Linked DNA regions of Homo sapiens: region 2 is linked to region 1. A link is a loop called in an ENCODE intact Hi-C map of the cell type or tissue named here. Cell type or tissue: Caco-2. All regions are shown on one strand. Each heading gives the region's core, and the rest is flanking DNA. Links, peaks and the distances in the headings are about the cores only. Region 1 holds the start of LOC105370108 (a long non-coding RNA gene). Region 2 overlaps FGF9 (fibroblast growth factor 9).

Region 1 (15,288 bases), core at 4,361-12,360:
CTATGAATGGAGGAGAATGCAGCAGCCATTAAGACCACCCTGAATTAAGTTCAAATGTAATTAATCCTTTTTTGTAGGCAGAAATAAATTTTATATAACTGAAATACATATTGATATATGCTGAAATTATGTAGTATGTATTTGCTGATATTATGCAGCTTATATCAACTCATGCATATACTAACAAAATGCAAGTTAACAAGTACAAATATATTAACACATTAAAATAAAATGTTTATATTACATAGTATAGGTGCATTATAGTTTATAAACTATATGTAGTAATAATATATAGACTAATTTTATATACCACACACTAATTCCCATGATGAAAATGAGACAATTGAGACTGACATGTAAAAATAGCTTGGGAATGCTAATGGAAACTACTAGAAATAGTACTTTAAGTACTTCACAATAGTGGAATTGTAAGAAGTATAAAGAATAAAATCCAGAAACAATCACCACATTTTGGTATATCTCTATGCAATTTTGAATTAAAATAGAATTTTACACATCTAGGCATACTGGATATATAATTTTGTATTCTTTTTAAAATTAACATGAGTATTTTCTTTTATTGCTAAAATTGTCAGTGAGTATCCTTTGATAACTACATAATTATAAATTTTCTTGATCAATTGATTATTTCTAGTTTTCTGCAGGCAAAAAAAAAACATTGCAATGAATGACTTAATGCTTGAAACTGTTTGGTAAGGTTCTAATGCATAATGCTAAATTATTTGTTTTTTTTTTTTTTTTTTATCAAGACAGAGTCTCTGTCTCCAAGCCAGAGTGCAGTGGCACAATCTGGGCGCACTACAGTCTCCGCCTCCTGGGTTCAAGTGATTCTCCTGCCTCAGCCTCCTGAGTAGCTGGGACTACAGGCATGCGCCACCACACCCAGCTAATTTTTGTATTTTTAGTAGAGATGGGGTTTCACCATGTTGGCCAAGATGGCCCGGATCTCTTGACCTCATGATCCAACCACCCTGGCCTCCCAAAGTGCTGGGATTACAGGCGTGAGCCACCGCACCTGGCCTGCTAAATTATTTTTCTAATAGGGCATATCGGTTTATTCTACTAGCAATATATAGAAATGCCCAATTACTAAATTCTTGCCAGTAATTAGCATTTCATACAATTCTTTGATATTAGGTGAGTTCTTTAAAGTTTTAAACTTTTGGGATTACTAACAACACAGCTGAATTTTTTGTTGTTGTTTATCAGACATTTCAATTTCCTCTCATTATTTGTATAGTCTTACTGACTGTGCACTCAATTACTGATTTGCACGAATTCTTCATCTTTCATTGAGAGTAACCCCACACCCTTAGGTTTGGTGAAAATCCTTTTCCTTTTTTTATTGTTTTGACTTTATCAATGTAGTTTTAAATGCATAAAGATATATAAAGATTTTAAAAGTCTTATTATGCAAGCAAATCTGCTAGTTTTCTCTTTTGTGGCTCCTTTCTTTGCTTATTATTTTAGAAAGTCTTTTCCCATAAAGGGATTACATAAATATTGGCCTATGTTTTCTTATTATTTATTTTATCTTAAATTAGTTCTACCTAAACTCGTATTTCTTTAAGCAATTATTTACAGCAAAGCCAAGCTTTTGTTGTTTATCACAACATATTTTGCAAATATTCCCATTATTTATCACAAAATCACCAAGAAAAAGCCAGGTTATTCCAGAGCTAAAAAAAAGGATATGGAAGACCTGAGCTACTCTTGATGGGGTTTCTAAGGGGTTCCAATTCCTTTCTGCGCAGACTTCATAAAGAACCAATGTAATGGCTTAAGTCGCAATCTGTTGCACAGGAATTGTAATTTCTCATGGAGAAATAGTCTGAGCATAATTTTTCATTTTATAAAGGAGATGGTAATTGCGATGGGCTCTGTTTTTGTAATGGGGTGATCTTCTGGTTTGGTGTGACAATTTGAATAAGGAAAAGTTTTGAAGAGTTGCATATGCTCCTTGAAGAGGAAATTTGGTAAGAAATAGCAGCTTAGTCTTTGCTATGAAGTCACTCAACTTAAGGCAGCTTTCAACATCTTTTGAAGAAATCACCCTTTAAAGTTTAGCTGATCAAAGTGGCAGAATGTACAGAAGTCAGAATCCCTGGCTGGCCTATCCATTACAGAGGGTAAGATGCAAAGGGTTTTGAGCTGGAGGTTAGGATAGAAGCCAGGAGTGAAGTGTCTGCCTCGAACTTACCCATCAGAAAGAGAAAGACACTCACTAAGGCTTCACACTGAATCTGAGCACCCATGCAAACAGGCTCAGGCCTACCTGATCCTCAGTCAAATTAAAAGAAAGCTGTTTCCTTTCAACAGCAATCAGACCAGAAAAGGTTCCTCCTCTTTGTTTATAACTTTTTATTTGTTTTTTTTTGTTTTTGTTTTCATTTTTTTTTAAAGACAGGGTCTCACTCTGTTGCCCAGGCTGGCACTGTTGTACAGTGGCACAATCACAGTTCACTGCAACCTCTGCCTCTTGGGCTCAACGATCCTCCAGTCTCAGCCTCACAAGTAGCTGGGACTACAGGCACATGCCACCATGCCTGGTTAATTTTTTCATTGTTGTAGAGATGGAGTTTTGTTTTGTTGCCCAGGCTGGTCTTGAACTCCTGGGCTCAAGTGATCTGCCTGCCTTGGCCTTCCAAAGAGGTGGGACTACAGACATGAGCCACCTCACCCAGCCTGTTCACAACTTTTGATTTTAAGGACAGAAAGACACATGGAAATATTCTTCATTCAAACCTTTCATTTACTTTGAGACCAAACATTAAGGTCCAATCTGTTGTTGTTTTAAATCAAAACAATTGATTTAAACCTACTGAGAGAAAGGAACTCAAGCAAGACCTCATCTCTACAAAAATAAAAATAAAAATTAGTTGGGCTTGGTGGCACGCTCCTGTAATTCTAGCTACTTGGGAAGCTGAGTCAGGAAGATCACTTGAGTCCAGTAGTTTGACGTTACTATGAGTGAGCTATGATTTTGACACTGCACTCCAGTCTGGGCAACAGAGCGAGACTCTGTCTCTGAAAAAATAAAAAAAGAAGAAGAAGAAAATACTCGCTCTCATATGTTTATCACAGCGCTATTCACAATAGCAAAGATACGGAATCAACCTAAGTATCCATCAATGGAAGACTGAATAAAGAAAATGTTACACATATACACAATCGAATACTATTTGGTCATGAAAAGGAATGAAATCATGTCTTTTACTACAACATGGATCGAACTGGACGCCATTATCTTCAGTGAAACAACTCAGAAACAGAAAGTCAAATACCACATGTTCGCACCTGTACGTGGGAGCTAAACAATGTGTACCCATGAAAGTAGAGGGTGGAATGATAGACATTGGAAACTTGGAAGAGTGGGAGGGGGTGAGGAAAGAAAAATTACTTAATGGGTACAATGTACACTATTAGGGTGATGGCTACACTAAAAACCCAGACTTCACAACTATGCGATATATCCGTGTAACGAAACTGTGCACTTGTTCCTCTTTCAGTGATATAAATTAAGAAAAATTAAGTCACTGAAAATGAATGAGCTTTGTTTGGAAAAAAATGTAGGGCACGTGGAGGCAGAGAAGGAGAAAGAAAAAATGGAGGTGAGGAGGACTTTCTCAAGCATCCCACTCACCCCATCAATACAGTAACTCAAGTTAATTTTCTGTGAATGTGGAAACAAATACGGTTTTAATGGATTATAATCATTTTGTTGCATAGTGTTTGCCTAAACTAATGCTGGTGCAAATTATAACATACCAGACCTTGTTCAAGGCATATGTAATACTAAAAAAAGGTTCAATCGCCATAGATTATTCAAAATATTCTTAAATGGGATCACAAAGTCTGAGTATATCAATAGTAGGAATACTTCACATTTTAGTCTACACAGACTACAGCTACTGGTTTTTTTTTTAGCCTCAATATATTGCCACTTTACTACTGCTTTTTATTATCTAGCTTGATTAAAGATCAAAATTATTGCATACAATTGTCTACTATCTTAAAAATAGTATTAGCATGAGTAAGGCAACTGAGAACTGGTAAGAACCTTTATTCTCAGGGGAAGAGAGGACAAGAATTATAAATTATTAGGAGGATACTTTTCCTGGGTCTACAACCAGATTAAATTGGCCATTCTCTTCCCTCTTGTTTCCACTCCCAACCTGTAACCCCTTAGGTGCACAACTAATTTTGCTGTAATTTAAGCAGAGTTGGTTGTTTTTTTTAAGGAAAGTTAAGTGAAAGCACATCTGTAGGCAAGATCATCTTGCTCAGCTTCTGAGCCAAAACCCAGCAGAAGTATTTCACCTACACAAAAGGGGATTGTGGATGTAGATGAGGCTGACAAGGGCAATGCCAGGAAGCCAGGTCTTTTAAAGCACTGTCACCTCAGATGAGCCGCTCAGGAGCGCTCACACCTCAGGACCCAGCCCTATTCTTCACAAGTCTTCAAAGGAGGATCACATCTGACACTGTCCAAAGATTCATGCTTATTTTTCTCTTGATCTTCCTCCTCAAAATCTCCCTTTGAACAGGATTTGCACATGCAGAATGAATAGAGATTAGGAGCAATTATGGTTTTTGTTTTGCTTTTAATGGCCCATGCAACCCTGAAATTTGCTCGTGAAATCTACAGCTAATACTGTAGTATTGCCTGTCTCATCTGTCGAGTGCCATATTTCATGGCTTCCAAATGCCATTTCTGGTATTTTCTTTCAACTTCAATCTAAAGCTTTACTTTTCATGTGCTTTAAGTGCTGGGCACCAAGGCTAAGAATTAAAATATCCCAGGGCTTTGAGAAAGGGAGTGCTAAGCGATCCCCCAGTAAGTTCCCTTGCCCACCCAAGATCCTGCTCATTTCAAAAAACAAAGGCAAGCAGCAGAGAGAGGAGGAGTTGGAAGCACATTCCTGGGATTTAATAGTGACGCCTTGCACAGGGGATGGAGTCCTGGCAGGCTGTTATCTTTGTCTGCCTTGTCAGACTCAGGAGGGGAAGGGCCTCCAAAGAATCTATTTCACTGACATAGAAATGGCAGCTGGTGCTATTTCACTTTAAATAAATGTTTGGTACTAGCGCTGTCTATATAATCTCCCCTACAGCTAAAGCCTCGCCAGAACAAAAGGCACAACAAAAAAAATTAGGTGCATGCCCAAGTGTCCTGAAGTGGGAAGGTGTCAGACATTTCCTGGTCCAGGCCTTCCACTCCCACCCTCACCCTGGCTCCTTCCCCAGGGGGCACATGGTCAGGTCAATTGCCCACCTTGTTTCTCCATGAACAAACGAGGATTGTTCCGTCTGCTCGCGGTCAGCATGTGAGCCTCCCTGCACAGGCAGATTCTGTGACATAGGAACAAATAAGTGGCTGGGGAGTGAGTCATAAATAACCGATGTCGAGGTACATTGGTGTGAGTGGAGGCATGCTTACACTTGGGCTACAACGCTGGCACCACGGGAGTGTGCCGGACTCCAACCACAGCCCTGGTTTTCTCTTAATTTACATAAAGATCATCTGCCACCACCAACAAAACCACAAAACCTAAAGTAATATTAGTCCTCAAATAATTAACTGGTGGGAGATTAGGAAATGATAAAAAGAGCAGGTGAAATTTAAATTCCACAGAGCAATGTATCAAATATATACACACGCATATGTATTTGGTTCTAGCACTAGTGCATATTTTATATATATAGACACACATATATATATACAGACATATACACACATTTTTAAATTTACACATATGCATATTTGTATGTATATACACATATACGAACTTTTAAAAATATATGTATACACACATATGTATACCCATATAGATGTATTCATTTTTTAATTTTAGAGACATTTTTCAAGTGCCTAAAATATGTAGGACTGATGAAGATAACATAATGTTAGACAAGTGGTCTCTACTCTCAAGTATGCAACCTGTCAAGTAAATCTAATTGATATGCCTAAATATACTCATTAATAAGTACAATAATACTAGCTACCACTTGTGGAATCCTCCTCCATGTTGGACGTCACACTATGGCCTAATCTACTTTATAGTTAATTCTTCATACCAACCTTCCAAGGAATATTTCACTTCCATTATCTATGAAATGAAAATAACAAAATAGTAAGTTAGCTCCAGGAGATACACTAACCTCCTCAAGGCCCAGGTGCATGTTGAGCCCAATCTGTCTGTCTGTGAGGTCTGTGCTCCTTTTTCTCTGCTGCGCAGATAACTGTGACACAAGATGAGGCACGCGATGAGGGCCACGGGGAAGTTTCAAGGAAAAGCCACAGGGCCTCGGTGGGCACAAGAGAGAACGGGAAGCATCATGGGAGAAGTGGCACTGGCGTTGGACTTTAGTCGTGTCATGGAAAATCTGCCCATCGTTACAGACCTGAAAACTAGAATTCTGTTGAGAAATAAGCCCTGAGACTGGTCATTATTTAAATGATGATGCAACCAGTGAAACACGTCATCAAAACAAGTGCTTCAACCCAGAGTATTCCCCGCTTAGCAGACCAGGCATTTCCAGCCAGGGCGTTTCACCGAGGCCCAACTTCCCATCCTCGTGCCTGTCGATGGCTCAAATGGTAAGTGGGCAAACCCTGAGTGCCACGTGCCCTCATCTGGGAGCCTTCCACAGCCTCCACACGCGGTGCCCAAACACATGTGTGCTTCACACGAACAAGAAGCGAAGACATTCAGTTAATCATCGGAGTGTTCCCCAACAAGAAATCACCAGCGCTGGGCAGCCCAAGCATCTGCACGGTACCTTGAAAGGCCCGGCATCTCAGTGACAGAATCAAAACAGAGATAAGCACAGGCAGCACGGGTTGCCAGAATCTCAGGGTTAAAATCCTGGTTGCACTACCAGTCATGTGGCCTTGGGCGAATGTTAGCCTCCTTTGAACTTTTTAAAAATATAAAATAGTGACAATAACAGCACTTACCTCAAAGATTCCTTGTGAGGTCTAAATGAGATACTGTATGGTTAACCACATTACCTAAAATCCTAGCACATAGTAAATGCTCAGCAAACATTATCATGACCAGTACAGTTAGTTAGGAACAAGACAGGGCCCCCAGTGCCTGGTCAGGAACACTTCCCTACATCTTCTCTGGCTATTAGCTTTCCTTTACTTAGCAACATCTCAGAAAGCGTGGAAAGAAGAATATTCTAAGTTGTATGATTAAAACCCTTTCTCCTAAGTAAGTTTAAATTTTGAATTTCCATTAAGCTTTAAACTTTTTATGCATCTTCATTTGCAAACATCTCCTCTACGAGCCTCTGCCAAGTCCAGGCCAGTCCACATTTGCCCGGAAAATAGGCCAGGTTGCAAATGTGAGTCATGATAGCAAAGCTGATAGCCACAGATGACAGAAGCCTTGAGAAATGATGCCTCTGCTTGGTCTGCAGCAGAGAGCCTAACCAGCTCCATGCAGCTCCCTGGGCCTGGGATGCCCCCTGTGTAAAATGACGCAGAACTGGAAGGTGTCTATGGATTCTTCAAGGTCAAAATTTGTACGTTCACGTGACAAGGCTGCAGCCAAAAAAATATTCTCAGTTCTTCTTCCAACATGGAATGAATAAGTGACTGCATAAAACATCAGTCTTCTAGACTATGATTGCCAGTTTACAAATAATGAGAGAGAAACTGAGGCACCACAGATGATGTCAACCGTTTCTGGTCACTTGTGGATTGCTAAGCAGTCAAGAAATTGAAGTAGCTACTGTTTAGTGTCCCAGTCCTGTTTTCTCTCCACTCCTTCCCAATGACAAAGGTCTTATTTCAAAGCACAATTTGGTTTCATGCTGGCCAGTCCTTCACAAACCATCGAGGTAATGTTTATTCAACCTCACACTTTAGCGACTATTTATGAGCAGTGTTTACAAGTTCCAGAGATTGCCCCAGCAGTTATTAATGCTATGCAAATCAAAAGCCGTCTAAATTTGTTAATCTAGACAAAACACAGGGGCAACTCCAAACCAACGTGTGATATTCTGTCTCTGGGTTTATTCAAGTGTAATGCACCTTTAATGTCAACTTAGATTTTTCAACTCTTCACCAGACTCGCAGTAATTATAGTCAACAGGAAAGTCGAACTCAGCCAAAGAGGCAAGGCAACAGGAAATTGTGGGGAAATTTTAAAAACAAAACCAAAACAGAGACAAAAACCCCTGTCAATTTTAAGAACAGTTTATAAAAAAATAAAACTTGCCCTTATGTAATGAAGTAAGAAGAACGTGAGGTGGTGTGTTAGGGGCAATTGTCAATGCCCCTTTGGCTGTGAGAGTCAGTGCCATCCTGGGCTAGAACCAGCACCTGCCAGAGTTGGGTCCACGGTCTCCTCAGAGCAGAGCGTGAGATCCAATCATCAGCCTATTTTTGGCTGCACAGTTAATGATCTGTTGGTACCCACACTTTTCACTTTGTCACAACAACTGGGGCCTGCAGCTGAAGCACAGCTGGCCTCTCATTCTCCCAGCCCTATAATTTAGTTTAACAGCTTTAGGGAAAAGAGGAAATGGCGGAGTGCCCTGGAGCCCCCACACTGGCTTCAAAAATTAGTTCCTTACCATGCTGTATATATACTCACAAGTATTTTAGGCTAACAATGTAGGCAGGTCAGGCCCAGATGGGTGCACGGCGCTGTTCACTCTGTGCTGCCGGCAGGGTAGCTCGGTGTGGGGAGGGGAGAGAGGCATGATGAGTGATATGTGTGAGTCCCTGCGTGCATGTGCGTGTGTGAGAGAGGAGAGCATGCCTCCATGGGGGAGTGTGAGTAGGTGTATGTGTGATGCCTCAAAAACTGTGGGAGGCCTTTTTGACAAACACGCATGAGTTCTGCCCTCATACCTACGTTGAAAAGCAGCATTTCTCCCACACTCAGCAGATGCCTTGCAGGCTATTGTGGCTGCCTGGTGGGGGAGACCCAGCCCTGCAGGTGAGTTAGTTCAGCTTCTCAATCTCACTCTGGAATTTTATAAATGCCCCTGGGGGGTTGGCAGAAGGAAAAGGGCTTCTGTGAAATGGTGAGGCATTTCCCAGAGCCTCTGATCCCTCACTCCTGAAAGCATCTCTGCTGACCACCATTCATCCCTCTGAGATGGAGAAGTTCTGGGCCTTAGGGAGTCTTCCCATGAAATGGATGGAGGTCTGTCCCTGACCCAAGGCTGGGAAACAAAGGGCAGTGAGAATAGAGCCAAGCAGCCTGTGGAGCAGTGGCATAGAGGTAGAGCCCAGGCAGCTGGCAGGACTGAGGTTTGGGAACCAGGGAAAGGCGTGAAGTGGCTGTCCGGGGAGACTTCCAAGGGCTCTGGGGCAGTTTCACGGCATCCTGTGCCATGTGACTTCTCCCTCCCACTTACTCCTCAGCAATGCCTGGTGGGTTTGGAGTTGGCCTTCATGGGAGGATACAGGCAGAAGGCATGCCCAGGCTGCGAGCAGAAAGCTGGGTCTGCAGGCAGCGGTGGGGCAGGAAGGTATGGAGGTTCAGGGCACCAGGAGCCCTGCTTTGACCTTCATCAGTGGCATGATTCCTTCCCCCATTCACCAGGCAAGGACGTGGAGCACATGGAGCCACAGCAGCACCTGGAAATCTAAAATCCCCCAACCCTAGCAGTTTATACTTTGGCAGAGATCACTGACATTAAGCAGCTCAGCAAATAATTTTTCAGTTACAAATGCAGGGTTCACATTCTCTCTTCTCTAGATCACAGTTACAAATGCAAGGTTCACCTTCTCTCCTCCTAGGTCATTATTCTTTTCCTTTTTACCCTTTCAGTCCCACCCATCTACAAACATACCATAATTTCTAACATTCTTCCTAAAATTCCTCTTTGATTGCACATCTCCCTGTAGTCTTCCTAACGTTTCTCACTCCCCTTCACAGCCAAGCTATTCATGAGAGTTGTCTCTGGCTGCTATCTTCACCATCTCTCCTCCCGTGCCTCATCGACTGCCCCTAATCATTCTATCTCCTCCAGGACTCACTCCAAGCTTCTCTTTTAAGCTCACCGAAGATATCCACAGTGCTTCGTCTCAGCGCTGAGCTTTTCCACCTGCACCTGCAGTGTTTGGGCACACATGATGTGGTGCTGAAGACCAATGACCCTGAGACTAGATGGTCCAGATTCAAACCCCAGCTCCAGTGCTTGTGAGCTATGTGACTGGACAAGTTTATTTACCTCTGGGCCTGACTTCCCATTTGCAAAGCAGAGATAATAAAACAAAATACCTCATAGGGATTATGAGGATGTAACGAGTTAATATACATACAAGACTCAGAACAGTGATGGGCACATTGTAAATACATGTGCCCATGTACATGATGGTACTAATTAATAGTAGTGGGTCACTTCCTCATTCTTCCTGTGGTTTCCAGGACACCAGACCTACCTGGTTTTCCTCCGAGCTATTCTTCAGTGCCTTTGCTGGTCCACTATCATCTTCTGAGTCTAAAGAACTCAGGTGTCCCAGAGCTCAGCCACTGAACATTTAGCCTCCTGAGACTTCCTCTAGTCTCCTGTCTTCAGATGCCATCTGTAGGTGACAACTCCCAATTTCCAGCCTGAAGTTTCCAACCCTAAACTCAAGGTCATGCATAAATTGTCTACTGGATATCTAGACCTCTGTGCTTCACAGGCATATCAAACTCAAATTTCTTGGCTGTTCTGGAGCTCATCAGGCACGACCTCTCCCTCAGGCCTCTGCCTGGAATGCTCTTCCCCTCCTACCTGCATGGGTTCTTCCTTCCCCTCCTTCAAGTCTTTGCTTATGCATCGACCTTCTGAATGAAGCTTTCTCTGATCAACCCACGTAAATGTAAGACTCCCCCAACTCCATGCACACCTGTTGGCCTCCCCTGCCTTTTTCCTCCACAGTATTTATCAGCTCCAGATATACTAAATATCATATTTATGTATTTGCTACATGTTGCGTATCCCTTATCCAAACTGCCTCGGACCAGAAGCGCTTGCGATTTCAGATTTAGGAATATTTGCATACACATAAATGAGACATTTTGGGAAAGGAACTTAAGTCTAAACACAAAGTTCATTTGTTTCATATATATCTTCATATTAAAATATGTTTAATATTTTGTGTGTAAAACAAAGTTTGTGTTAAGTAATTCTGTGTGGAGTTTTCTACCTGCGACACTGGCACTCAAAAAGCTTGATTTTGGAGCCTTTGAGATTTTGGATTTTCAGATGAATGCTCAACACGTTTTCTGCCTTCCTCATCGGACTATAAGCTCCAAGAGGAGGGGGTTCTTACTCTGTCATTTCATTGCTCTATGCCTAGCGCCTTGAACACCCTCTTAGTATACAGTTAAATGCTGAGCAAGTATTTACTGAATAAATTTTAAATAGAATCAACAAATTGAAAATATGGGCCCATTTTCTCCTAGTATGGTGTGAGAATCTGTATTGAGGATCATACTTGACCATGGAGCAAACAAGTCTTCCCAAGGCAGTGACAGCAAAACAAAAATGGAAAGAAGTTAGTCATACCAGGTAGCCAGGCCAGATAAGGCAAAAGCATCTGGACAAAGGCCACATCCTCCAAAGGTCCCACTGCAATGCTTGATTGAGGAGTGATGGAAGATCTTGCTGTGGGATCTCAGGTTACAAAAACAGAGAGTCAGGTAGACAGGTTGGTGAGGAAAAGATCACACCCAGCCCATCAGCCTCAGAAGGCTTCACCTTAAACTCAATGGGAAGCCCAATGGCCTTGATCATGGTAGAGAATACCACCAGAGGTGGCAAGGCTGCTGCAGGGAGAAGACGCTGCCAGGGATGTTGGAACTGGTTTACCCACCATTGAAGGTACCTGGCCAGGAGATGTGGCTCTGGACAGTGGAAGACAGGTTTAAAAATTATTGGGAGGCAGAATCAAGAAATATTTTTCACTGATTGCATATGAGTGGAAAGGGAGAGTGAAGTAAAGAATAGCTCCCAGGACTTTTGCATTAGCTAATGGGTAAAAGGTGAAGCTATTGTGAAGAAAGGTGATGAATAAATGGGTTGGGGGATGGGATAATATTACACTTCAGTCTGGACCTAAAGCCTGAAAGATTTATTTCACCAGTGTAAATGCTTCCATCTAGGTATATGCTCTTCCCCACATAGAATTCATTTTCTTCATTCTCAGGATACTTGCTTATGCCAAGCTTTCTACTCCAAATGCCATTCCTGTTCCTTTCTATTGTCCACTGTCCTTTAAAACCCAGCTTACACATTCAATGCCCAGATCTTGGTTCCTCACACCATTCTCTAATAAAAGAAACTGCAGCTCCTTGGAAATATGGCTGATTCTAAGGCTGGAACAGGAAATATGCAAGAAGGGCCTGGAGCATCTCTTAGTACCTGTAAGTAAGGAAGTGCCGAGAAACACACACAGTGATGAGTGCGTATGTCACAGGGAGCAGGAGTCCATTGAGTGGGCTCCCAGGTCCAAAGCTGGAAAAATTTGAGCAACCAAATAAATGATGTAGCATTGAAACATAACTAAAAGTATAGCATATATATCCATGAGCCCATACTGATATAAATAAATGATTGAATTAACAAATAAATAAATGAGAGAAAAGCAGAATCTTCCGTGCAGAAAAATTCCAAATAATTTATGTAAATAGTCTGTCCTCAGGGAGGTGGAGCATCACACCCCATCCCTTAAGTGTGAGCTGGGCAGAGTGACTTCCTTCTAAAGAATACAGAAAAGAAAACGGGGAAATTAGAGTTACTTAACAGTGGAGAAACCTGACAAACTACCTCAACCAGGTGATCAAGGTCAGTATCAACAATGATAAAACATGTTGATAGTATGGACCCTTGATATGTGCTGAGAGGGGCATTTCAACTCTGTGGTCTTCCAAAACCCCATCATACCAGTTCTATCACGAGAAAAACCTCAGACAAATCCAAACTGAGAGACATTCTGCAATGCACATAACCAGCACTCTTCGAAACTGTCAAGGCCATCAAAAGCAGGGGGAGTGCCTGTAATCCTAGCACTTTGGGAGGCTGAGGCGGGTGGATCACAAGGTCAGGAGATCGAGACCATCCTGGCTAACACGGGGAAACACCGTCTCTACTAAAAAATACAAAAAATTAGCCAGGTGTGGTGGCAGGCACCTGTAGTCCCAGCTACTTGGGAGGCTGAGACAGGAGAATGGTGTGAATCCAGGAGGCGGAGCTTGCAGTGAGCCAAGATCATGCCACTGCACTCCAGCCTGGGCGACAGAGCAAGACTATGCCGGAAAAAAAAAAAAAAAGCAGGGAGAGTTTGAGAAACTATCACAGCCCAGAGGAGCCTAAAGCAACGTGATGACTAAATGTTAACGTGGTCTCCTGGATGGGATTCTGGAATGGAAAAAGGACATTATGGAAAAACTAATGCAGTCCAATAAAGAAGGGACTTGAGTTGATAAAAATGACTTGGTGACAAATGTACCCCAGTAATGCAAATGGTTAACTGTAAGGGACTTCTGTGGCATATGGGAACTCTCTGCACTATCTTTACAACCTTTCTGTAAGCCTAAAACTATTGTGAAATTAAAAGTTTATCTGATGGGGGACAAGCTTACATCCCACCCCTCCAGAAAGTCTTTCTCACTCTTCACTTCTCACAGGGAAGCCTATGCCTCCTCCTTGCACGTAGGCACTAAGTCTGCAAAGCTTATTGTCACTGGCATTGTGTTGCATTTAAGTGGTCCCCTCACTGTGTGCAGGTCTGTGGGTTCTATCTTTCCTACTGAAGGACAGACTTCCTAAAAGCAATGGTGCAGCCCTATCTGTCCTGGGTTTGTATCCATGGCAGTAGTCCAGGGCTTCTATGCAGTGGACACTTACACATCGGCCTTGAAAAAGTCACTTCTTCCTCTTCTTTAGAAGTAGAACAGACATAAATGACACTGACCTAGATTAGGAGGAAGTTTTCTTAGAAGTAATGAACTACAGAATGGTTTTATAAGTTATTGCACATAAACAACTAAACACTATACGGAAGACATAGAAAATAATAGATGTCCGTTGTGGCTACTACTACAACACGGTTGGCCTTTCATCTCCCCTTTGTCTCCCCAAAGACACATACTTCTGCCATCCAACAAAAGCTCTCATCCCTGCATCCAATCAATGGCCAAGTCCTATCAATTCTGCTTCTTAAATATCCCTTGCATGCGCCCATTTCTCTCCACCCCCATGGTCAACACAGTCATCTAAGTCAATGGCATCTCTGGCTAAAACATGACCATTTGGGGCTCTGGTTTGTCTTCTTGCAAACACTCTCATCCTGTCCACAATAATTTTTCCATGATCTTTTTAATATGACCATCTTATTATGGAATTCCCATGCTCAAACCCTTCTGTGTCCAATCCAGCTTCAAAATCCTTTCCAGGGCCACAAGGGTCTGTGCCTCTCTGGCCCCAGCCCTACCCCTCATCTTCTCTTCAATCACTGTGATCCAACCTATTGGCCTCTTGCCACCTCTGCCATGTTTTTTTTTTTTTTTTTTTTTGTCCAATCTCAGGGCCATTGTAGATGCATAGATGTTGTTTCCTTTGCCTAGAAATCCTTCCACCCTCTTGTCCACCACCCTGTTTTTGCCTGAGTAATTTCAATCTTTCTCCAGATCATGAATACAAATAACCTCCTCAGGGAGCTATTTCCTGAGGAAGTAATATGTATTCAACCCAACTTGGTCTATGTGCAGGAGCATACTGTGAACGCACTTTGGCAAAGCAAAGGAAGACCCATTCGCCATATGTTTAATGTGACCCCATGCAGGACAGAAAGCTCCACATCACTATTATCTGCCCCTCCGTCCCTAGGACCAGCCTAGCGACTGGCTAGAGCAGGGACTCTGTGAACATGAGCAGACTGTTGGATGAAGGGATCTATCCACTGATTCCTCTGTCTCCCTTCCAAGCACAGTGCAGCATTCCTGACATTCTTCCTGGTTCTCCTCTTTCATAATGCTTCTATTCCCCGTTTGACATGAATGACCAATGGCACAAATGTCAAAAGTCTCTTTCCAGAGCACCTGGGGGAGTCTTTGAGGATGTTTGATTCACCTCATTTGTCTCTACTGAATTTTTCCCAGGTGGGAGTATTTTCCATCTTTATCACAGTGATTTGTTCATCATCATACAAATTATGATAGGGAACCACATCAAACATGACTCAAAACAAGGAAACGAAATATATTTTGCACAGCTAGTTCATCAAGATTGAAGCCAAACAATATTCAC
Region 2 (14,581 bases), core at 6,582-14,581, 380 kb after region 1:
TAGGTTACTAAGGAAATGAACCTATTCATCTCCTTTGTGTGAACTGCATTCTTTGTACAGGACGTGTCTGAACGTCTCCCATCAAAGCAATCGGAACTGAACCACTACAGTGACAAATCAGAAGCTGAGTGGTCCTTGCCATGTGGTGTGGTATCCTGTTCCACGAACACATAAGGTCATTCTCCTTGTTCAAAAGTGGCTCCAAATTGCTCCTGCAGAGCACCTGACGGAGACAAGGGGGTCTCTGATGAACTGCATGGGTTGGCCTCCGTCCCCAACTCTGACCCTGCCCAGAGCTTCGTGCCTATGCAGTGTTCTCCCACACTGGCACCGCAGATACCTAGAAGGCAAAGGGCATAATCTGCGGGGCCACAAGTTCCCTCCAAGAATGTCTTTACTTTGCCTTTCCAGGTCAATGAAAAAGTACTAGAATTGTTTTAAGGGTATCCAGGAGCCCACAGATGACCATCCCACAACCACATAACTGTCCCCCAAGAATGGACTGGGGTTTAAAATTATTGTCAGTGGTACACAGTGCTACAATACTTTCACCATCAGGACCAACAGGAAAAAGAAAAGGCACACTGAGTACATCGGTGGTGTGTCTGAGATAAGTGAAGATCAGATGAGATCATTTGTTGTCCCAGGAACTCACATAGGAAGAAGTGGGGCAGGGGAACAAGTCATCCTGAGGTGCTCTGCAGAACAGGCACCCTGAGCTCACAGGAAGCTGCACCAAGCGCCAAGGCTGGATTTACAGTGAGGCAGCATCTTCGTCTCAGTCAGGGAGCATCTTCCTTCATATGAAATCCACTGTGTCAGTGTGCATTTTACTGATCTTGCCGTTTAACTTGAATTTTGGCATATAAATGTTTTGAATTATAGTTGTCAAAGAAGTATAAGGAATTTATATCTAGTTATCTAGTTTAATGTGTGCACATATTCAAATAACATAATAAAAATAACCTAAGTCGATATAGGATTTTAAGGATCTGAGGTACTTCATTGTCTCCTTTTAAAGAGGTGGATATGTCTCTCAATTCTGGGACAGAGGGACCTACAGGGCTCCTGCCACCTGCCCCACAATATGGAACACCATGCAAGAAACTTCTTTGACTCATGTGTGTCTGCCCAGCAGAAAAAACTGCCCCAAATGAGGTATTTACTAAAGGAAACTTTCTGTGCTTTGGAAACAGAGTTGAAACCCATCATACCTTGGTTACTGATTACATGGAGCCATATAAACCAGGGCCCTGTTGTGTCCTTGGAAACATAACCAAACCTACTAGTAAACACCTGTTTTAAGAAGCACCTGTCAGGATGAGGCTAGGAACGGCTGCAAAGTACTGGTCTGAGGCAGTCAGCATGAGGCTGGTCCTCACTCTGCATCTACAAGTTTTGGGCCTTTGAGCAAGTCACTTAACCTCTCTCATTTTCAGTTTCAGTAGCTGACTAATTCCTGTGGAAACACCCTGACTCTACAAGTTCACAACCCTGTATCAGTGCTATCACTATTCGATGCTCATGTACAGTAGACACTGCATGTGCGTGTTCATGACGGAGTGAATAATTGGGTCAACAAACATTTACCATGTGCCAACTGCACATAAATTGCCCTGCCTGGTCTTCAAGAAATAGAAAAATTATAAAGCCAAAGACTCTGACTCCAAAAAATTTCATCTAACAAAGAGACCAGCAGGAATTACAATTCTGGGCAAAATAATGTAAGTGCTACAAAGGGATACAAACGAGAAATGTTAGCACCTCCCCCATCTCTGCGCCATCCTCCAGTGTCACTTTTGCAGACTCCATGCTGTATGTTCCAACATCCTTACAATGTTAGTACCTGTACCAGCTACGTTTTTTAAAGAAAAGGTCAATTCCTTTTGTTAAATGCAAGCTTCTTGAAGGAGATTAATTTTTTCATGGCATTCTTTTTTAAGGAGGCATTTATTATGGTCAATTATTCTTGATGTTTTAAAGTATCTTGAAAGCCAAGCATGGGGGCTCACGCCTGTAATCCCAACACTTTGGAAGGGTGAGGCTGGCAGATCACTTGATGTCAGGAATTCAAGATCAGCCCGGTCAACATGGTGAAACCCCATCTCTACTAAAAACACAAAAATTAGCCAGGCTTGGTGGCACGCACTGTAATCCCCGCTACTCGGGAGGCTGAGGCAGGAGGATGCAGTGAGCTGAGATCATGCCACTATACTCCAGCCTGGGTGACAGAGTAAGACTCCATCAAAAAACTTCTTTAAGTATTTTTATAATACTCAAACAGTTTAGATTAAGACTCTAAAAGTAATTATCAGAGCCATGCCTCTAAACTTTCTGATAAGAACAAAAGTGACCAATGTTAATGAATACTCTAATCCCCTGGCCAAGTGTGTAATCTAACATCCTCTCGAAATTTCAACCTGGCAGCGTATTTTAATTGTGACATTTGAAGGGTCACGTGACCTAACCTGCCTGCCCTTCCTTTTCTGAGGCTCCTATTTATCCCTCAAGACCCATTTTAAATGCTACCGCTCAACCTCCCCAAGCAGTTATTTAAACACTCCTCTGGGATGCCAAAACATCTGTCCATTCCTCTACTATGGGAAATTTCACACTGCCCTGAATTATTTACAAGTATAGCTATCTGTTTCATTGCTTTGCACTCATCACAGTGCTGGATGAGTCAAAGCTATAAATAGGAAATAAATAAGCAAATGAATGAACGGATACATGGACAAATTATCACGTGAATACAATAATCAAACACCATCCCCAAGTTAAAATTATTCATATTCTCCTTCTAATCAAATCGTTATACTCATTAGCAATATAGTTTTTCTTATTTCCACATTCTAATAGGATATCAGAATCCTGTATATTTTTCTGAAGAAGTATTAACCCATTTACCTCTGACCTTTTAGATCTACTCTCAAGGTAAACCTGAAGACAAAAACAAGCAAACAAAAACTACATAGATGAAAAGAGAAAATTAATCCCAAAATAGGAAAATACGCTTTAAATGAATTTCACATTTACACATTTACTTTACGAAAGTGATTTCCCCAAATCTCCTATTTACCTTCTTTCGTAATGAGATCAGTTTCTAACCGTTTAGAAAAAAAAAATCTCCAATTTAGTTTACTGAGCTTCATGCAACTTCACACAGATAAAGATTCCTGGAGGCTCCAAATGTTAGTGTATTTAGTAACACAACCATTGCCCGTTTCTTTCCTTCTCTCAATCTCATCACAATGAAAATGAGATATTTTAGTCACTCCTCATTCTCACTGCCACACGAGGCATGATAACCACAAACCCAGTGGGAAATATGAGATTCCAGCCCCTGAGGAACAAGACTTTCACTCTCACCTTCCCCCTCACCTGCTGGAGGAACAGACCAAAGGGAAATAACCTGCTGCCCAGGAGCCTCCCTCCCAGCTCCTTACAAAAGAGACAAAAAGGTCTCACTGCACAAACATTTTGTGTGCACAGAGAACATCATGGGTCACACAGAGAAGACTTGAGAAAGAAGGCTGAGAAATTCAAACTACAGAATTCTTGGGATCCATCCAGACTGGGAAGAAACATTCCAGATGTCTAACTCGAGCTCTTCATCTTACAGAAGAGGAGAAAGAGGGCCTGGTGCCTACTTCGTAGCAGATACAGAATGAGAGTTAACCATGCCCTTGACACTACATTATCTTTCCTCCAGCTTCAGCCTCATTCCCCCTCAGGCCACACACACCAGAGACAACACAGGCACACACAGGCCAATTATGCATAGAAATGGAAGATGGTGATTCCTCCTTCAACTGGAGACCTAAGTACACAGCAGCCATACAAGCGAGATACTGTGAGGCCACATCTATGCATCCAATGCGGGACAAAAATAATCATAATTTTTAAATCAGTTCAACCCAATGAGCGTTCATCGAGCACCTACTATGTACAAGAGCCATAGCTGTGTGTTAGGAAACCAAAAAAAAAAAGAATGTGGTCCATGCCCTTTAGATACATTAGGGAACAGAGAAATACAATTGACCACACTGTAAACTGTACTGTGACTTATGTAATAATGGGAACAAAGTATTCCTAGGGCCCAAAGGAAAACATAAGAAATGCTAACTAGAATAAATAGGATTAGAACTGGGGGTGTAATGAAGGTTTTGCAGAAGAAGTAATATTTCCATTGAATTTAAATAAAGAGTCCTGCTTCTTCAGGTGGAGAAGGCAAGAGAAAGGCATCTGAGAGAGAAATTCACTTGGCCACAAGTATAAATCAGACTGCATGATGTGTTTGGAAAACAGCAAATAGACAGACTCGAGTTGCATAGGCAAAGAGGCACACAGGGTGCTCCTGGCAAAGCAGATCCAGGCAGCGGTTCATCCTAAGCATTGGGTGCCACATTAAAGAACGTGGGCTGTATCCTTCAAAAGCAAGAATTTGAAGGGATCTCTGTGCACAAGTGACACTCCTGTCTGGGTTTTGAAGGTACTTCTGCCATCAGTGTGGAGAATGGATTGGAGACAGAAGACTAGGAAGGCAAGGAAGCAGCTGAAGACGTTTCCGCAAGGAAAGCATAATACGGAAAAGTGTCTCTCACAGCCACCCTTCCTTGGAGCAGTTTCCAAGCCTGGGCACTCTTCACGAGAGAAGATGTGTGCTTCTCAAGCACACACGGAAGAAGAGCCATTTTACCCTTTCTTTCATTGCCCTTTGCCTGACTGGGACTCCATGACTGGACTGTCGGCAAGATGTGCAGCTGTATGGCAGTGGTGACAAGTCTATTCCTGCCCACGCACTGTGTGTGTGCTCAAAAAGCCCAAGGTGAGGCAGCCAGGAGTCACAGAAAACCTAAGAAGACAGCTGGGCTTCCCAGAAAAGGGGAAAGATGGTGCTCTCCAGCTGTCTACCTGGCTGCCGTGTCCCACAGTATTGTCACTGGCACTCCGTGGGTCTACACTCAATGTCCCTCTCATGCTGCCCCAGGCACTGTGCTAGGAACTGGGGTGTGCCAGGCAGGAAGGCATGAGTAAGAAACCATTTAAATCATCCAGAAGGAGAGATGAGACAGCCTGGGCAACAATCCTACCAGCAGCTTTGCTGAACACAAAATTAGACATGCTCTCCTTGTCAACCAATAAACCACAGGAGTCTGAATCATGCTGGTGATTTCATCTGAAAGACTGGTCAGCTCTCAACTGGGAAAAATTCAGAGGGGTGTGCAAGGTGATCCTTGGAGTGGGGAACAAATAGTAGGGCCCTATTTAGGTTTCCTCATTCATTCTATTCTTTAAAATTGTTTACTTTGCTGTATCTCTTATAAAATAACATATATAAACTATACTTTGAGATAAACAATTTTAAAATAATTTAATATTTGAGATGCATACTCAAATTAAGTATATTTATTTGAAATGCATATGTTGAGATGCATATTCAAAAAAAATTTTTTTGGTGGGGATACGTGATCAAAAAATTTGGAGGCCACTGTGATAAAGTTCCATCTACACACTAAAAGTCAGAACTTCTCTTCTACACACACAAAAAAAGCATTTTATTGAGTTCAACTGTGACCCACTCAAACCCACATTACATACCTAAAAGCAAAAAAAAAAAAAAAAACTGAAGTTGTGACAAAAAAGATCATTTTCTATTTTTTTAATGTAAGTTTCCTTTATCTTGTATCTTATCTTTTTTCACACTTAAAGGTATTCACAAAAATTGTGTAGGGAGTTAATAATTTTGCCTAAACCATCCACTGTGTTTAAAAAGCTAAAGTCAATCCTATACTTACAAATACATTTTAGCATTTTATATATATGTATGTGTGTATCTATATATACATATTTTTACAAGCCTAATGGTAGAAAATTATATCTAGAAAAAGTTTTGCCCTTCATTTCTGTGTATTGAGAACTCCAAATCTTTCCTCATTCTAAGCTTCTTTTCATTTTCAACTTTTTGTAAACTAAAGTTCTCATATTTCAGAAAACATGGATTAAATTCTCATTTGACCACCAGTAATTGCAACGATAAGTTACTTTGGGAGACCAAGGCAAGAGGATCACTTGAGGCCAGGAGTTCAAGACCAGCCTGAGCAACATAGCGTGACCTTGTCTCTACAAAAAAAAAAAATTTTCGTTAACTACGTGTGGTGATGCACACCCATAGTCCCAGCTACACAGGAGGCTGAGGCAGGAGGATCTTCTGAGCCCATGAGTTCCAGGCTGCAGTGAGCAATGATTACACCACTGCACTCTAGCCTGGGCAACAGCAATACCCTATCTCAAAAAAAAAAAAAAGAAAGAAAAGAAAAGAAAGAGAGAAAGAAACGCTACAGATTAATTTCATTACAAGTTTGAAAGTTGAAAACCCAAGTTAGTATATATTATTCATACTTATACATTCAGCAAAAATGTATTAAGTCCCTGCTGCGTACCACACACTGTGTTTTAGGTACTGCATTAATAGGAGTAAAGTGATACCATGATGGAAAGTTAGTCCCCGCCACAGAGTGGAAGAGTAGACTTTGTCTCATTCACACCTCAGCACCTATAACAGTGCCTGTCTGGCACCTGGCAGAGCACAATAAATACTTCTTCACTGTCTCCCATGAGGACCTTACAACCTAGTGGGGATGTGGAGTGGGAAAAAAAGAAATTCATAACATTTGCAAATAATTACAATATCGTAATATTCTTATTCACGTACAAAAATATCTGACAACAATTTCCATCTCCCTTCTTCTCTGCATAATGAAAATCTTGGATGTAGCTCAGAGAGAGTTTAGATTCACTGCATGGTCTATTTCTAGTTTTAATTACAATGCTTGGCAAAGCTTAGGAGGAGATCATTTCAATTCATTTCAAAAATAACTCTCATTCAATACAAAGAGATGGGATTTTTCACACTTGTAAATTTTTTTATTTACTTGATAATTAAGATGGTTTGGCATATAAATAAAGCATTTTCTTAGCAACTTTGGTCTAGTGAAGGTGCAGAGCTGTTTATCTATTAATAAAAATAAAATGGCTTTCCTCAAAAAGTAAAAACTTACACTCGCCTTCCAAACAGACTCAGTTGCATTTCTGGCCCTTTTTAATCCAGAGAAAAGACAGCTGTTCAAATCAAACATGGAGATAAAGCTGGATGAAGTCCCTCCAGTACTTACTGATCCATACAGCTCCCCCTTCTCATTCATCCCGAGGTAGAGTCCACTGTCCACGCCTCGAATGCTGACCAGGCCCACTGCTATACTGATAAATTCCAGAATGCCTGTAGACAAAGGGTAGAAGGCAGAGGACAGATCAGATCACAGAGCATGTCCTTAGAGTCCCAGCATCCCTGGGGTTTTGGAGAGGACACTAAGCCCAGCTCCCCACTTGGATAACCCCACGCTAGTTAAAGAAGTGTCTTCTCTTTGAAAATCACTGTGTAAAAGAATTGATTTTCAACTAAATTCTATCTTATCATAATGACACAAAAATACTTACCAACATGACTTACACAAAAAACAAAACATTTTAAAAATTAAAAAGTTAGTATCTACATAGATATGCTAAGAAGTAATAGGACAGAAAAACCAGTGTGTACATAATCTAATTAACTTCAAAGAGTAGAATTTAAGACAAAGACAACCTACATCCACTTTGTAAACATGAAGTTAAGCATCTGTCTGTGATTCTCTTATTTTGAGAGACATAAGACCATTCGCTAAACAGAATACTTTTTTAGAAAAGACAACCTATTTCCACTTTATAAACATGAAGTTAAGTATCTGTGTGTGAGTATCTTGCTTTTGGACTTCCCAGCCTTTAGAACTGGGAGAAATAAATACCTGTTTAAGTAGCAAAAAAAAAAAAAAGTATTCTGTTTAGAGAATAGTCTCTCAAAATAAGAGAATGAAGTGCTAACTAAAGCCTTGATTGGTTTATACAGAAAATTATCCAGCTCTCTATTGTGTTAACTTTTTTTAACTCTATCTAGAAAACTAAAACTGCCCACATACATCCCAATTATTTTTGCTTAAACAAAGTATTGGTTTTTGCTATACTTATCTAAACCTCAAAGAGATAGTTAAGCAATTAAAATAATAATATTCTGAAGAGATAAATACTGCTCTTGATTTAAAGTAGGCATGGAATGCTGTATTCCAAAATCAAATCGACACAATGATCTTATTTTACTTCCTTCTTTCCCCTTGCTTACCTCACTAAGAATAACACCTAAGCTGGGCATAAATCCAGAATTTTATGGCCACACAACAGCAGTTTCAATTTCTGTAACTACAGTGTGGTTATAAGATGATTAGCCCACAGTATATTTAGGACACTGCTAATTTTTTTTTTTTTTTTTTTTTTGAGATGGAGTCTTACTCTGTTGCCCAGGCTGGAGTGTAGTGGTGCGATCTTGGCTCACTGCAAGCTCCGCCTCCCGGATTCACACCATTCTCCTGCCTCAGCCTCCTGAGTAGCTGGGACTTCAGGCTGGGACAGCCACCACGCTGGGCTAAATTTTTTTTTTTTTTTTTTTTTGTATTTTTAGTAGAGACGGGGTTTCACTGTGTTAGCCAGGATGGTCTCAATCTCCTGACCTCGTGATCGACCCGCCTCGGCTTCCCAAAGTGCTGGGATTACAGGCGTGAGCTACCGCGCCTGTCTGGACACTGCTAATATTATTTGTACTCAGCCATTTTTTCCTTTTTATTGTAAATTAAAGTGCTACATTTTATGTAGACCTTACATTAATGCATATCAAATATTGAGTTCTTGTTTTAAAAATACTTTCAAATATTAAAAATTTTACTTACATTTAAGAGTTCAGAAAAAAACTTAGGGTAACAATGTGCTATAGTCAGTCTCATGTGACTAATAAAAAAGCACTTACATGAATTTTTCAACAATTAATTCTGCAACTCTCACAAAATACACTGGTACTGCAATCAAAAGAAGACATGAACAGCATAAATCTAATAAAGGATTAACTCAAGAGGAAACTATTTCAAGGTGATGTAAAAAAGAAGAGCTATTTCTTCTAAAGGGGCATTCCTAATTCTTTTATAAGGACAAAATGTAACAAATTTATCTTGTGCTTAATGTAATTATTTTAATAGGATGTTAAACAGTATATCAAAAAAAGTGAAATTACAAATTGTGTTTTGAATCTGATAATCTATGACTCTATGATGGAGAATACATGCAAAAGAAGCCAGTTTATTACTAGCCTTCCCTACTTCAAAAGCAAATGGGAATATAAATAAGGCAATATTTCCATGAGATTCATTTTTCATGAGATGCACTCCCTTTTTGATGCATTTTATTTCATTGTACTATTCTTCTGAGTCAAAATAACTAAAATTGTGGCATTTTATTATTATTAGCAGTCACATGTATGTGAATATCTTCTTAGTAACCTGAAAGCACACCAAAATGTGGGTCATACATACCCTGAAATTAATGTAATGAGTTAATTAATGTTCAATTTTCGTCGTAAGATGAAATGCAGGAAACATTTGGCCCCTTTTGAGGTCTGAATGATTTAATTTACCAGGTCAATAAGGAAAGGTTTAATCATAAAACTAAAAAATATTTGCAGCTTCTAAGGGAGCATGTGATGATCTTTCTGCTTTCCCTGCACACGGAGTAGCTGAGGACTAATAATGAATATTAGCCAGTGTTGCCCATCAGGTCCAACAAAGAATAAGGTGCATGTGATTTCACAAAACCTTTTCACTGGCTGGTCTGCAGAACATCAAGAAAAAAAAATAACAGCAGCAGCAATGATAATTGTAATAGTAAAAATTCTTGAGCATTTAGTCTATGCCAAATGAGAGGCCGTCTCTCATTTAATCCCCAGAACAACTCTAGGCATTACAATATTCTAATCCCCAGTGTACAAATGGGGAAATTGAGGTTTAAGGAGGTTAATAATTAGCCCCCAAGCAACTGGACTCCAAAACCTATTTCCTTAACTATTATGCACATCTTACATTTGGTTTTACCTTTTTTAATGTTTCTGTGATTTCTGTACCATTTTCATATAGCTGAGTTCTGAAAGTATTACTATATAATTTAGAAATGAAGATATCAAGATATCTATCTCGTTTCTTTTTCTGGCATTGACAAGACAGCTGTAATTCATATTCGTTCACTTTTTCATTCAAGAAGCTATTATTGAGGGTTTATTATAAGCCAAGCACCATACCATTTATTGAGTATATAAAGATGAACCGGATATAGCCTAGGTCCTATTACCCTCAAATTTTTGCTCACCATCTGTTGGGAAGAAGAACACGTAAACAGATAAATATAACAACAGTGTGGCAAATGCAGTTGAGAGGGAGCTGTTCAGGGTATGGGCAGTCCAAAGATGGGCAGCTCATCTGGGTTTCTGAAGGCAAGTCAGAGGCTTCCCAAGAAAATAAATACCTGAGATAAGTCTCCAAAAAGCTATCCAAGCGAGAAGGAACTACCTACAGACCCCAGGTGGAAAAGATTTCATCACCTCAAACCACCACCCATTTCTCCGCAGTTCCTTAAAAATAGAGACGTCAAAATAACAGCCCAGCTTTTTATGTGGTCACCTCAGTGATGCAAGGACAAGCAGACCAACTGAACGTAGGAGTCACAGTCATTCTCCCCCATGCAAAGAATTCCACTGTTGTAAGGTCAGGAAGATCTAGCAACCCCGCAACAGGATCCCACCCCAACCAGACCAGAAACCTCATCATTCCTGGTACCCTCTTGTCCACAATAAATTCTATAACCTCAACCAGGTCCATTCAGCTCTCTCTGGGGTGGAGCTGGTGCCAGGCAAGTGCTTCCAACTACACTCCCTGAGTACAACCCACTCCACATGTTATCTGCTCACATGACTGGGCAGCAGAGGGGGCTGGATCAATAACAGCCAGGAGAAGCCTTCTGTGCAGAGACATCTGAATGTTTAATGATCAAGGAGAGAGAAAGGGAAAGAAGGAAAGAGCAAAGAAAAGAAGGAAGGAAGAGGGGAGGAGGAAGGGAGGGAATGATGAGTTTGTGCCTAAAATTAGAACTGTGGCACACACATGTGTACCATGGCAGCCTGTCGCTCATTTTGGGCAGACACAGCCTTGACATCCTTAGCTCAGACGGCCCACAGTAATGGGTAGTGATAGGGTGACATGGGAAGCACAGGGTCGATGACTGCTGTCATTTCTTTGTTCTCTTCCACAGCAGTCAACAGTTCCAAATGAGGATATGCTCATTGGGACCCCATTGGATTTGATGAGGTGTGAGATCATCCATGGTCCATGAGAGACCAGGTCAATGCCTGGACTATTTCAGGAAAATCACCACACCGGACCTTCCTCATTGCCCCAGACTCACTATTAGTGACTATCCCCAGAGCTGATGGGCTGCCCCAGTTCTGTTCACATGGACCATTATCCCAAAGCTGGCACCGCCCCCTAGAGCCCATCTGTGCTGGGCCTCACCTCCAAGGCCAGGCAAGGCAGTGGGAGAGGAAGGCAGTCAGAGCTGCTCCACTCTGGCCCTCATGACATGGTTCTCTGGCTTAAGAGCCCCCAACGCATTACAGAACCGCACTCTTCAGACCACACAAATGTAGGCAGACTGTCGAGAGGGGCAGGGCATGAGGCTGCAGAAAATTAATGATTAAGCCTCTTCCCTGCAGAGCTTCCTGCTCACCCAGAGAAGCTCGAACCAGGGCTGCCAGATCAACCATCTCAGATCCTGCACCGGGGTAAGTTCGGATCTGTAGCAACCTGAGCACATCTCATAGAGTTTATATAGGAAATGACTAACTGAATGGGAGTTATAACTCCACTAATTTTTCCAGAACCTGAAGCAATCCTAAAACCATCTCCTTAAACACCCAGTGTTTTCCTGAGACATTGAAGAGTCAGATACATAGAACAGAATTAAAGTTCAAAACCCTGGAAATAAGTTTTAAACACCTGTTTAAAAAAATCATACTATCATATTTCTCCCCTCTAGTAAAACCTTCACCTGACCCAATTTGAATGGAAGCCCCAGTTTGGGTGCTCATCTGAGGTCCTGATGAAGACCGGCCTTTCAGAGCTACCTAACCCCAGCCAAAAAGGGAACAGACTTAGGTTTCCTAAACAAGTTAAATAGCAGATCAGGCCCAGCGTTCATGTTTTTATTATTTTACATTACTATTTCCCCAAATGATTTTCTGCTCACATTTCTATCCATCTAGCAAGGCTGGAGTGCTTTAAAAGTGAGCTCTATATATAGGCATATAGATATACAGATGAAACAAGACATCTCGCTCCCCCAGCCTACTGCACAGAGATACAATTGCGAGTTCCTTTTCTCCTTGTTCAATCTTATCTCCACACCACCAATCCGAGGGGGAAAAAAAAAAAAAAAGGCTCCTTCAAGGTCCCACCTAAGTTGTCACCTCTGCAGCTCCTGCTGGAACAGTAAGACTCCCCCACCCCCACGTCCTCTGCACTGCTGCTGCTGTGTCACTGCCAAGCTTGCCAGCAGCTGCAGTCACCTGCGGCTGCATGGGGGCGGCAAAAATCCTTTTTCCAGCGCGTTTCCTTCTGCTGTTTGATTTCAGGTAGAAAATGCACCTTCTATTTTAATCAAGGTGTAAACCCACCGCACCCCCCACCTACAGTTACTCTTTTCTAGAGAAACTGAGTGTGAGGACGAACTCCCCAGAGGGGAGCCGGGCTGCGGAGGAGAGGCTGCTGCCGGAGGAGGAGGAGGGCCGAAGGTGAGGCCGCGGCGGCGCGCGGGAGCGCCAGGTGTGCCAGAGCCGGGGCACCGCAGCCCCCTCGCCCCCTCCCGGCGCCTGTGCCCTCCCTCCGCCCTCCCCGCGCGAGCCGCGGTGTCCTAGCGCCGCCGCGGCCTCGTTCCGGGCGGGGCTGGGAAGGCGAGGGTAGGAGGCTCCCGGCACACGCACCACCGCTCTGCGGAGGTTGCTAATATTGGGACCTGCCGCAGCGGCAGCAGCGGGAGACCGCGGCACTGCTGTCACCCCGGGGGCCCGCTTCTCACTGCAACCGGATGAAAGACTTAAATAACCCTCCTGCCTCACCCTGCTTCCCCACCCCCACTGCGCACAGCCACCCACTCAACTCCATCCCAGCCAGAGTGAGTGGCACAGCGGAGCGCCAGAGCGCCCTTCCCCCTCGGCCGACGCCAGGCCGACGGGCTAGCTAGCGGCTCGGCGCCCCCAGTCCCCAACCTGGGCCGGGGCTTCCGCTCCCCTCCCATCCAACACTACCCCTAGCCCCTCCCCCCAGCCCCCACATCCCCCCCAGCCCCCACATCCCCCGCAACACTGTACCGAGAGCGTCTAAGGAGTGGAGATGCCACTTCCCTGACAACACCTTTCTCTGACCTCTAGGGGTGAGGGGTCTAGCTTTTTGTTTAACGGTTTCTATTGAGCCACTGTAGCCCGCCGCTGTCCTCATCCGCTCACCCTAGAATGCGCCTCTCCTGCCCTCCCCTCCCGCGTGGCCCCCGCCCTTGCATCCGCGCTCTCTCCAGTGGCAGAGTTACGGGATTTCTAATGACTCGACTGCATGTGGCAAACGTCCTATCCTAAAGGTGACTGCATCAAAAAAAAAAAATGCTCATGGAGGGAAGGGGTGCGTGAAGAAGCGCCAACTAGAATATCCCATAATCTCTGCACACCAGGGCCCAGTCGTGCTGCACCGGAGTTCTAATAGGGTCTCTCAAAGACAGGCTCGGCTGATCCACACAATAAAACCGGCTCGGGCCCGCCGCGGCGCCCCTGCAGCCGTGCGCCCCCGCCGCGCTCCCGCGCACACCCCGGGCTCCCCCGGTTGTGAAGCCGGAGCGGAGGCGGGGGCGCGGGAAAGCCAGATCGCGATCGGCGAGCTCGCGAGCTCTGCTCTCGGAAAGCGGTTAACAATAGCACGCCGCCCCCTCCGCCCGCCTCCGCGGCCCTTTGTCCCCCCCACCCCCACTCCTTTCCCTGCGGCTCCGGCCAGGGGCCCCCGACCCACCTCCCGGGCACCACGGAGCCCTTCGAGTCTCCAAAACCCGGCTGCGTGCTTCAGAAGAAGGACACGGAATGGGACAGGGGAGCTCAGGGGTCCGACCTCCAGCCCGTCCTCTGTCCCCGCCACCAACTCTCCTGCCGCTGCGCGCGCCTCCAGCCGTTCCCACACCGCAAACCACCGTGCAGCCCAGGGCGGCGGCTGTCAGCCCCGCCAGACCCACTCTCACACACAAAGAGAAAGCGAAGGGGCTCAACTTGGGCCAAAATGAAAAACCGGATTCCCTAAACGCGGCCAGAAGTGTGTCAGCCCCTGCCTGCCGCCCCCCGGCCCCCGTGGTCCCCGCAGCACTGAAGGGCGCACCCGAGCCAGGCGGAAAGGGAGCCGGAACGCGAGCGCGTTTAGGACCGCGCGGAGCCGGCCGGGCAGCCGCTAAGTGCGCCGCGGGGCCCGGGCGGCCGAGCGGGCACCTGCCGACCGCGAGCGCGGGAGGGCTGGAGCTCCGGCCGCCTGGCACACCTAGGCCGGCCGCCCACGCCGCTCGCTTCGGTCGGCGCGGCCCCGACACCCTGCGG

Evidence for each region. A loop is a pair of places that touch in the nucleus more often than their neighbours do. Peaks named below come from ENCODE experiments on the same cell type or tissue, not always from the same donor. Only the 100,000 strongest peaks of a DNase experiment are listed, where the experiment ranks them.
Region 2: it touches region 1 in a loop (1.9-fold over the local background); 11 of 110 quality-filtered maps call a loop at or near these places.

What each region holds. Positions count from the first base shown.
Region 1 is chr13:22,055,126-22,070,413 of GRCh38, reverse strand. It overlaps LOC105370108 (a long non-coding RNA gene), which reads right to left and starts at 8,720. Exons shown (of 4, transcript XR_001749777.2): 1 at 6,184-8,720; 2 at 5,297-5,373. RefSeq lists enhancers at 6,184-6,684, 8,167-8,326, 8,617-8,666, 8,896-9,446 and a silencer at 8,810-9,104. In Caco-2, for the core only: no CTCF peak of the experiment used is centred there; a DNase peak (open chromatin) is centred at 8,963.
Region 2 is chr13:21,673,740-21,688,320 of GRCh38, reverse strand. FGF9 (fibroblast growth factor 9) reads right to left here. Exons shown (of 3, transcript NM_002010.3): 2 at 7,176-7,279. Among named protein-coding and RNA genes, the nearest start is that of FGF9, 10 kb to the right of the region's middle. RefSeq lists an enhancer at 1,180-1,299 and silencers at 12,825-12,874, 14,285-14,414, 14,435-14,581. In Caco-2, for the core only: a CTCF peak has its summit at 11,445 (motif pointing left); DNase peaks (open chromatin) are centred at 11,440 and 14,153; H3K4me3 peaks cover 2,192 bases; H3K27me3 peaks cover 170 bases.